Regions from separate parts of the Homo sapiens genome. Here region 1 is linked to region 2. Evidence: read pairs that join two places in POLR2A ChIA-PET (ENCODE). Cell type or tissue: A673. All regions are shown on one strand. Region 1 overlaps EIF5 (eukaryotic translation initiation factor 5). Region 2 overlaps MARK3 (microtubule affinity regulating kinase 3).

Region 1 (5,000 bases), 100 kb before region 2:
CACCACCACCACCACCACCACCAAATGAAATTAATCCTCCTCCACATACAATGGTGAGTGCAGGGTTGATGGCCTAGTGGGCACTAAAGTTGTGTAAAGTATATGGCATTTGGTTGAGGTGGGTGGAAATGTTGAAACTAGCCTTCAGTGTGTAATACACTAATATTGTGGATTCCAAGTACTGTTTGTTGTTTGAATTAAGGTGAACCCAATTTTGGATGGAGATGGACTTGATGCCATTAACTTGGCAAAATCTGAACCTTTTTGTTGTTGTTTTTAAGGCCTTTGATCAAGTAGCTCTGTTTTCATAAACAGGAAGAAGAGGAGGATGATGACTGGGGAGAAGATACAACTGAGGAAGCTCAAAGGCGTCGAATGGATGAAATCAGTGACCATGCAAAAGTTCTGACACTCAGTGATGATTTGGAAAGAACAATTGAGGAGAGGGTCAATATCCTCTTTGATTTTGTTAAGGTAAAACATTTGCTTGGTCTGTAAATCAGCTTCAACCCAGCCTTGTTTGTGCCTTTAGATATATGATACTTTAGCAGTGTAATTAGGATTACTCTAATGCACGACTTTTTAGAACTCTTGTTCATTTAAATATTTTTTGCGCGTGATTCCAGGCACTATGTGTCACAACTGCCAAATTAGGCAGGAAAAATATGTTCATCAGAGCAGGGACTGGCTGGTGTCTTGAGCCTGGCAAAGTGTGCCTCCATTGCACTGAATTGTTTTCCTTTTCTTTGCAGAAAAAGAAAGAAGAGGGTGTTATTGATTCATCTGACAAAGAAATCGTTGCTGAAGCAGAAAGACTGGATGTAAAAGCCATGGGCCCTCTTGTTCTAACTGAAGTTCTTTTTAATGAGAAGATTAGAGAACAGATTAAGAAATACAGGCGCCATTTCCTACGAGTAAGCAAAGTGCTCTGGATTCATAAATGAGATTACAGTTGTGTGGCTTTCGAGATGGTCATATTAACCACTTTTGCTTGTCCTGTCATGCTTGAAAGTGGGGAAATTGACCCACCTTACAAGCCTCTGAGTATCTGAAAGTGCCATACCTAGGCCCTTACAAAGTAACAGGGATGTTTATGCATTGACCTTTTTGAACAACTATGGTATGGGCCATGCACTTGCAGACACTCTTATTTGGGTAATAGAGTTGTCAACTTAGAACACATAAAAAAGATTGTTAACACCAAGGTGTCTATTTGCAGTTTTGTCACAACAACAAAAAAGCCCAACGGTACCTTCTTCATGGTTTGGAGTGTGTGGTAGCAATGCATCAAGCTCAGCTTATCTCCAAGATTCCACATATCTTGAAGGAGATGTACGATGCAGACCTTTTAGAAGAAGAGGTCATCATCAGCTGGTCGGAAAAGGTGGGGAATACATAGGTGGGCTCTTAAAGTTCACAGGTTTTGGGGGGTTTTTTTGTTTGGTTGATTGTTTTTGGAGACGGAGTCTCATTCTGTTGTCCAGGCAGGAGTACAGTGGTATGATCTCAGCTCCCTGAAACCTCCACGTCCCGGCTTCAAGTGATTCTCCTGCCTCAGCCTCCCAAGTAGCTGGGATTACAGGCACCTGCGATCATGCCCAGCTAATTTTTGTATTTTTAGTAGATGGGGTTTTACCATGTTGGCCAGGTTGGTCTCGAACACCTGACCTCAGGTGATCCACTGGCCTCCCAAAGTGCTGAGGTTACAGGTGTGAGCTCCTGCGCCCAGCCGTTCACAAGTATTGAGACGGCTTTGAGATGAAGAAAAAATGTCTTAATATCTATAGCTAAAGTTCAGTGCCTGTGCTGTAGATTGTGATTCGCATCATGTCAGATTTGTAGTCATAACAGACTGCTGAGACTAACGTGTTCACTGAGTACATTGATTCTGTTTGAGGATTCAGACTTGTTAGGACCCAGTCCCCTCAGCTCAGTAAGGGGGATTGTATAAATAATCAAAAGTTGTTAAAATTCCTCAACTAAGAGACTTGTACTCACATTTTTTAGGCCTCTAAGAAATATGTCTCCAAAGAACTTGCCAAAGAGATTCGTGTCAAAGCAGAACCATTTATAAAATGGTTGAAGGAGGCAGAGGAAGAATCTTCTGGTGGCGAAGAAGAAGATGAAGATGAGAACATTGAGGTAAACATTGGGGGAGGAGGGTATTGGATACAGTGCTGGCATGGGTGTTTGAGATTTAAAAAGGTTTGTGAGGAGTGATATAATGGCAGTTTGGGGTAATTTCAGGTTTAGAATTTAAGATGCAGTAAAATACAGCCTCTCAATAATTTGGAAAATAATAGAAAGGGTGATGGAAACTGTGTTCCTACTCCTACACATTATAGTCTATAAAAAAACTTTAAAAATGCTCTTAGACTGGAGCCTGTGTAAGAGAACTTGCAGTGTTTGCATAACAGAGCTGTTCCGTGAAGAAGAAATAGCTGCATCTAGGCAGTTTCCTCCTCTGTGACCACAATTTACATTGATTTGTTTTATAAACAGATTTATCAGCTTATGTTGAATAAAATCATTCCTCTTAACAGGTGGTGTATTCGAAGGCTGCCAGTGTACCGAAAGTTGAGACTGTAAAGTCAGACAACAAGGATGACGACATCGATATTGATGCCATTTAAAGGGATGGATGCAACCTAGCTTAACAGTATAATGCTGCAAATTTTCCTCCATTATCAGCCAGAAGTGCAACATGTATGTGCAAAAGCTAAAATGGCTTAACATCATGCTACACTTTACACTAAAAATCTATTACTGTGAGTGGTCTGTTATTAAGCCCAATGAGACATCTAGGGAGTCCATACACATCAGTGAGCAGATGTAGTTTGCTTATTTATAGCATGTTTCTTTTTGAAAAACTAGTGGTGGACACATTTGGATCACATTTATACAGTTATAAAAATAAAGGTTTGATTTTGGTCGTTCTTCAGATGTTTGGCTCTGAATGACTTAAGCTGAAGTAACTGGCTCCTTACTTTAAATGTTCTGCCATCATTTCACCTGATGAGCATTCTTGGAGCCTGCCAGATATTGTTAGGTCCTGGGGCTGCAAAGAGGTCCTCAACAGGATGTAAAGCAAACTTAATTGTAATTAATTTATTCAGCCCATTAAGAAAGTACTAAAGTTTTATCTCTGTAGTTCCTCAAATTGGCATCTGGTAATGTACATTGTGAGGTAGACTGATAATGAAATGACAGTGTAACATCTTAACCAAGAAGTAAATATGACCTCAGTGTCCTATAAATAATGTAAGAGCAGGATTTGAAACTTGGAGAGCTGTTTTCTCATTTCATGTACACTTGCCCCAAATTGTCTTTGAAGTCGTGTGCATTGCACGTTGGATGAGCCAGGGAAATTATTACATTAACAAGCATTTTGTGTGTACGTAGTAGTTACTTTGTACTGAGAGAACTTGCTTTGGGGTGCAATTAATAAACTGATTTTATTTGGGAGAAACAAGGAAGGGTGCACTTAACTAGCAACCTAAGCATGATTTTTCAGCTTTTGCCCTTAGGGTTTAAATTACAATTCCAAAATGTTAGACATACTGTATTTTTTCGTTCAGTGTGGCTTTAATTTTCCCCTCTTGCAGTTTGTTCTGTAATGCCTTTTACATTTGGACACATAGTTTATGCTTTTTAGATTTTGGTTGCTTTCTTGCCAAAATAAGTGTTAACTGTGTTTCAAACTTGATTTTCTTTCCTTTTTCTTTTTTTTTTCTTCCAGAATGTCTTATTTAAAAAGAAAGCTAAAAGCATACTTCTAAGTCAGAGCCTCTATTTTGGTGTAAGACTTGGGATATTTTTTACTTCACATTGAATATAGCCAGGCACCCAAGAAGTCTGATGGCCACCTGAGTGCAGGTGACAAGGACCTGACAGAGCCCATGCAGGGCTTTAGATTTGGACACACAAGAGTTGATAACTTCCTCATGAACTCCTTGCCTGATCTAAACTCATATTATGGGTTCTGACTGTTTGAGTAATCATCTTCAAGGTTAAACCTCTTGGCAGTTACCCTTTTCACAAAGTGCACAGTGGGAATCGAGAATCGATAGGGTTAATTTTGGAGCAGTGGCTTATACCATTCACCTCTGTTTTTTTGTGATTATTTCACAGATAATGAGACCTTAATAACAAATAGGCGTAAAAAAATTTTCACATTGAAATGATAGAAACATTTGATGTAATAAAACTTGGTTGGCTTGATATTTTAAGGAATTGAAACCTAGCAATCTTATTGGAGAGACAAGAATTGGTCTCCAGCTGCCTTTGATCAAGATTCGGGTGCAAGTGGAGCAGGAGCCATATACCTGGAGGGAATGTGCTTTGTCACACCAAAGAGGATTTTTTTTTCTTCAAACTTGTATGTTGCCTAGGTTTCAAATTCTTTGCCGCAAGGCTGATCTGCTTTCATTAACTGGAATTCTGTAGGAGATACTGGTGACCTAAGCTAAGTTGCACTCAGCATACTCAGTGTCAAGCTAATGAGGTTCTATTATAAAGGTTCTACTTTTAATCTGAGGGAAAACATGTTCAGGGCTTCTAGAACACTAAAAAATTTGGCTTAAACCAGTGTTCAGTCTGGTGCCAAACTTCGAATGGAATACAAATTCACATAATCTGAACTTTGTTCACAGGTTATCCTAATAGAGTAATTCTTCACTTTGCTCTATTGAACTGTCTTAAGGATTTGTTTAAACAGCTAAGTTACTTGATTAAAATAATGATAAAATTGTATTTTGTCTTTGCTTTAATATTAAAGTTAACAAGTTTTCATTTTATAATGAGATCAAAGCATTGGAATCTGCCCTGTTTTGTAGCCGTTGCTTTGGATTTGTGTTGGATGTATCCTGCAGTTACACTTGCCAGCCCCACTCACAAAAGTTGTTCATTTCATTGGGTCACTGGCTTTATTTGCTAGTCTTGTCTGTGAACTGAGCATCTGCCTCAGTTTTATTACTTGAAATCTTGGCAGGTGCTTAATA
Region 2 (5,000 bases):
TATGTAATACTGCTTTTTGGTGCTCCGGGAAATTTGTAGCCTTAAACACATTATTAAACAAGAATGACAAGGAATGCATTAAACATTAAACTAATAGTTTAGAAAAGGGAACAAAATAAATCTCAGGAATAAATAATAATGTAAGGAGTCAGTAAAGCTAAAGGCAGAAAATAATGAATTTGAAAACAGTAGAAATGGTAAATCCAAAACTTTGGTGGGTGTCCCCCCCCCTCCCACCGACAAGGAAGTGAGAAGAGAGGCAATGAAATAGATAAGCTACTAAGTGCTGCCAGGGGGAAGGGAGAGAAAACACAGAAAAATGAGGGGGAAATACCAGATACTGAAGAATTTAAATTATTATAAAGGAACCTTTTCTGCAACTCTGAAAAATGTTAGAATATCCAAAGAAATTGATAATTTTCTAGGAAAACATGACTTACCAAAATTAACTCTAGAAAAGAATCGATACACATCAGTAACAACAGAAGTTGAGAAAGTAGTTAACATATTGCCAAACCTGGAATTCATGATTGAATTCTTTGAGATCTACTGTGAGTACATACTCTGCCTCTGTTCAGCTGTTCCAGAACTTAAGAAGAGGAACTTCCAAATTCTTTTCTCAAATTCAGAAACAATGCTATTGAAATATATTGGAAACAGGAACGAAAACTACAGTTCAGTTTCACTTATAATATCCATTCTAAAATTGGGAATTAAAAATACTAGCATATAGGACTAAATACTGGTACATTTATCTTTGTTTCCCCAAAGATTCACTAAATGATGGTAACGGAATTAAAAAGGAGGGGAAAAGAGTCCAGGAATTGAGTACTGAGGCATTCTCAGGAAGAGCACCAAGAGAGGGAGGAGATACCCAGCGGTCACAGTGGAAGTCGTCTTTGAGACTTAGAGCGTTTGAGGAAGGGGTCGTCTTTAAAATAGGTTACCTACCTAGCACTTGGGAGACCAGACCAGCCTGTGGCAACCAGTGACATCAGTTCCTTTGAGTCTTTCCAGAGATACTCTGTATATTAAGAAGCAAATTTTTTTTTCCTTTTTTACACAAATGCATTTTCTTGAAAATTCCTTCTCATGAACTTTGCCAGCCTCTCTGTCTTGGTTTGTCTGAGAGGGCCTTTGATGCACTCTTCCATTTAGGTGCTGTGGTAGTTGAGGCAAAGGGACAGTTTCTGTAGAGTGATGAGGGAGTGACTTAGGTGGCCTGGTCTTCTGTCCCTTATCTGTGTATCTGGAGAAGGGAGCCTGAACACCTTCATTGTGATGGTTTAGATCAGTTTTATGTCTGTAACCCCCGTGTTCTCTTTTACATACTCATTTTACTTTCGTATCGGTTGGTAAAATTGTCTTTTTTTTTTTTTTTTTTTACTAGAGACTAAAATTCTCTCTCTCTTTTTTTTCTACTTGTCAAAAGGTAAAATTTTATTTTTCCAGTGGTAATACTTGACAACCCCCAGGTCTTGGCTATTGGGACATGTTTCTTTACTTCTCTGATACCGTAGATTTAGTGTCCTTGATATCCCCATTGCCAGGATTCCAAATCTTTGCCTTCAAAGGTATTTATTCTCCTCTTGTGTGCCAGTTCCATAGAGGATGTATAGATGTGAAAATGTGTGGAGGATATAGATTGATCAGTAAGGAGAGAATTCTTTCAATTTATACGTTTCCATGTAATTTGATTTCTTTTTTCCAACTAACATCTATTTAAGATTGAAAAGGGAATGTGGAGAAATAAGTTGTATTAAGATAGTAGAAATAGGCTGGGCGCGGTGGCTCACGCCTGTAATCCCAGCACTTTGGGAGGCCGAGGCGGGCGGATCACGAGGTCAGGAGATCGAGACCATCCTGGCTAACATGGTGAAACCCCGTCTCTACTAAAAATACAAAAATTAGCTGGACATGATGGCGGGCACCTGTAGTCCCAGCTACTAAGGAGGCTGAGGCAGGAGAATGGTGTGAACCTGGGAGGCGGAGCTTTCAGTGAGCCAAGATGGCGCCACTATACTCCAGCCTGGGCGACAGAGCGAGACTCCATTTCAAAAAAAAAAAGTAGAAATAAGGTGAGTTTCTCTTATTTAAATGGCCTTTTACAATTACAAAACTTTAAAATTTTTCTGGTATAGTCCTTATAGGGACTTTCCTTAAAGTTCACATTTGCCTTTCAGTACATTATTCCTATCCAAATTTAACTATCTTTGGTCATCAGATTCTGAGATTATGAAGTCTCTGGCATTTTTATCTCACTTGTATGCAAATTGTCAACTTCGTAAAAAGCTCTGTGCCAGTACCCACCTGTTGCTCTGGACTTTTCTATATCAGCAGCTTATAATTTGTTGATTTTTTTTTTTAGTTAAATTTCTAAGGTAGCAATGTGGAATCCTGAGATGAACGTAGACTTTGGAGTCAGGCAACCCACAATGAGAATCCTGGCTCCAGCATATATTAGCTGAGTCTTTGGATGAGTTTCCTAACCTGTCTCAGTCGTCTGTCTCTGTATACTGGAGATGATCATACTCAGCTGATAGAGTTGTGAAAATTAAGCTTAGATAAGACTGTGAATGTGAAGCATCTGGCTCTATGCGTCAGACACAGCAGGCACTAGATAACTGTTAGCTTCCTGCTTCCTCCCTGTCCTGCTTGTTTAACTTAGCATAAAGCTTATTTACACATTTGCTGCCTGCCAGTATCTACCTAATACATAATTCCAATAGAGAGGTGAATACATAAAGTTATTTGGGCTAATATCCTGCCACTACCTCTCTTGGGATTCTTTGGCTGCTCTTTTTGCCTACGGAATTAAATTTTTACTAGTCTTCTATCTGGTCCCATTTACCTGTCCTTTTTGTTTTCACATTGCATCCCTGGTATGACCTCTGCTGTAACTCAGGAGTTCTCGCATTTTAATATGGTGTCTGCAGAATATTAGTTATCCACTGCTGCCTAACAAATTCCTCCAGAACTTAGCAACTTAAAGCCAAATCTTTTGAATTCCTGTAATAGTCCATCTTTTTCCTGCTTTTTGGCTCTAATTCACTTTGTTTCATTTCTGCTGTACTGTTAGTAGAGACTTAAAAATGATTGCCTTCATTTGACCTGCTCCCCTGTCATCAGAACTGTGACAACTCTGTAACAAGCATTGTGCTGCGGAGGATTTAAAAGCTATGTGGTCATTAGAATGCTGAGGCTGGCTCAGACCGCAGTTGTTGGTAGTTAGTGCTTTCATGCAGGCATTTATCAAACAAATGCATTTCAGTTGTGTGCCAGCCTTGGTTTCAGGTATACAGTAGTGAAAGGAGACAGGCATGCTCCCTGTGGGTGACACAAGGATAACAAACAGGTGCACAAAAATGTGTCTTCATAGCTTGAAAGACATCCCAGGAAAGAAGTGAACAGATGGGCTATGATGTAAAACAAGGAGACCTACTTAGATACGTTTTCAGAGAATCTGCCTGAGACTTAAAGGATGAAAAGGGAGAAGACATTTAAAGGAATTTAGTATGTTCTGTGGCCAGGCGCGGTGGCTCACATCTGTAATCCCAGCACTTTGGAGGCCAAGGCAGACAAATCACCTGAGGTCAGGTGTTCGAGACCAGCCTGGCCAACGTGGCAAAACCCCGTCTCTGCTAAAAATACAAAAATTAGCCAGGCATGGTGGGACCTACAATCCTAGCTGCTCTGGAGGCTGAGACAGAAGAATCCCTTGAACCTGGGAGGCGGAGGTTGCAGTGAGCCGATATTGTGCCACTGCATTCCAGCCTGGGCATCAGAGTAAGACTCCGTCTCAAAAATAAATAAATAAACAAACAGTATGTTCTAGTAACTAAAAGGAGTTGGGGTGACTAGAACGTACCTTTGAGGGGTATGCAGAAGTTGGCAGGTTGCAGGGATGCCATGGCCATGGTCAGGGTTTCATTCTCAGTGCTGTGTATCCTGAGCTATATTGATATGGCATCCAAAGTGGAGATTGTTGTCTTTTTTTTTTTTTTTTTTTTTTTTTGAGTTGGAGTCTTGCTCTGTCACCCAGGCTGGAGTGCAGTGGCATGATCTCAGCTCACTGCAACCTCCAGGAGGTGTTGTAATTTAGCAGTTGGGAAGTAATTGGGAGATTTGAATTCTAGCTACCAATTCAACTATAATGGATTGGAAAACAAGATTTCTGTGTTAGTTTAACAGAGGAGAGCTAAAAAAGAACTCAGGCCTGAATGGTTGTCAGGAATTTACTTGGGTGACTATCTTCTCATCTCAGAACATAAAATGTAGGAATTACCACAGTTGCAAAGGGAGATGTTTATGTTGGAGATAAAAATGCTCCTCCCTTCAAAAATGAGACAGTATTTTAGATAGGAAAGGTTATTTATCTGATTACATGTTTTAAAATTCTGAGCGTAAGGTTATATGTCAAATCCTGTCCATGGGCTGGGCACAGTGGCCCACACCTGTGATCCTAGCACTTTGGAAGGCTGAGGGGGAGGATTGATTGAGCCCAGGAGGTCAAGGCTACAGTGAACTATGATCACACCACTGCACTTCAACCTGGGCAGCAGAGCGAGACCCTGTCTCAAAAAATAAAAATAAATTAACAAAAAAATCTGGTCCATGTCCATCTCCTCTTAGCTGCTAATTCAATTTTAGATTAGACACAGTGGACAAGGACAAGTATGGTGAGAGTCCTGTGATTTCTCACCAGCTTCCTTTCCACATAGGCCGCTGCTTCTCTTCTTCCAAGGTTTTTCCCCGCTTTTGCCTCCTGGAGGTTGTATCCTGGGTGTTAGGAGACTGGGTTCCGGACACATTCCCCACAGAAGGATAGCAGGACCTTAGAAGATCTTTTTCTTTCTTTTCCTGGTTTCCTCTTGTTTGCAAGAGGGTTGAATAGGATGGTCTCTAAAATCCTGTTGTTTTTCTGGGTTATATTAACCCAGGCCATAATGATAAGAACCTGCTCTGAATTCACAACATGTATTTATACAACAGCAATTTAA

The links. Peaks named below come from ENCODE experiments on the same cell type or tissue, not always from the same donor. Only the 100,000 strongest peaks of a DNase experiment are listed, where the experiment ranks them.
Region 1: POLR2A ChIA-PET joins it to region 2 with 8 read pairs; 10 of 35 experiments call an interaction of 5 or more read pairs at or near these places.

Annotation. Positions count from the first base shown.
Region 1 is chr14:103,338,420-103,343,419 of GRCh38, forward strand. EIF5 (eukaryotic translation initiation factor 5) reads left to right here. Exons shown (of 12, transcript NM_001969.5): 7 at 1-53; 8 at 316-474; 9 at 753-914; 10 at 1,220-1,384; 11 at 2,008-2,142; 12 at 2,544-5,000. The coding sequence ends at 2,633. Among named protein-coding and RNA genes, the nearest start is that of SNORA28, 3.1 kb to the left of the region's middle. In A673, no CTCF peak of the experiment used is centred here; no DNase peak of the experiment used is centred here.
Region 2 is chr14:103,442,721-103,447,720 of GRCh38, forward strand. The region is part of intron 3 of MARK3 (microtubule affinity regulating kinase 3); the gene reads left to right. Among named protein-coding and RNA genes, the nearest start is that of MARK3, 60 kb to the left of the region's middle. In A673, no CTCF peak of the experiment used is centred here; a DNase peak (open chromatin) is centred at 2,601; H3K27ac peaks cover 3,205 bases.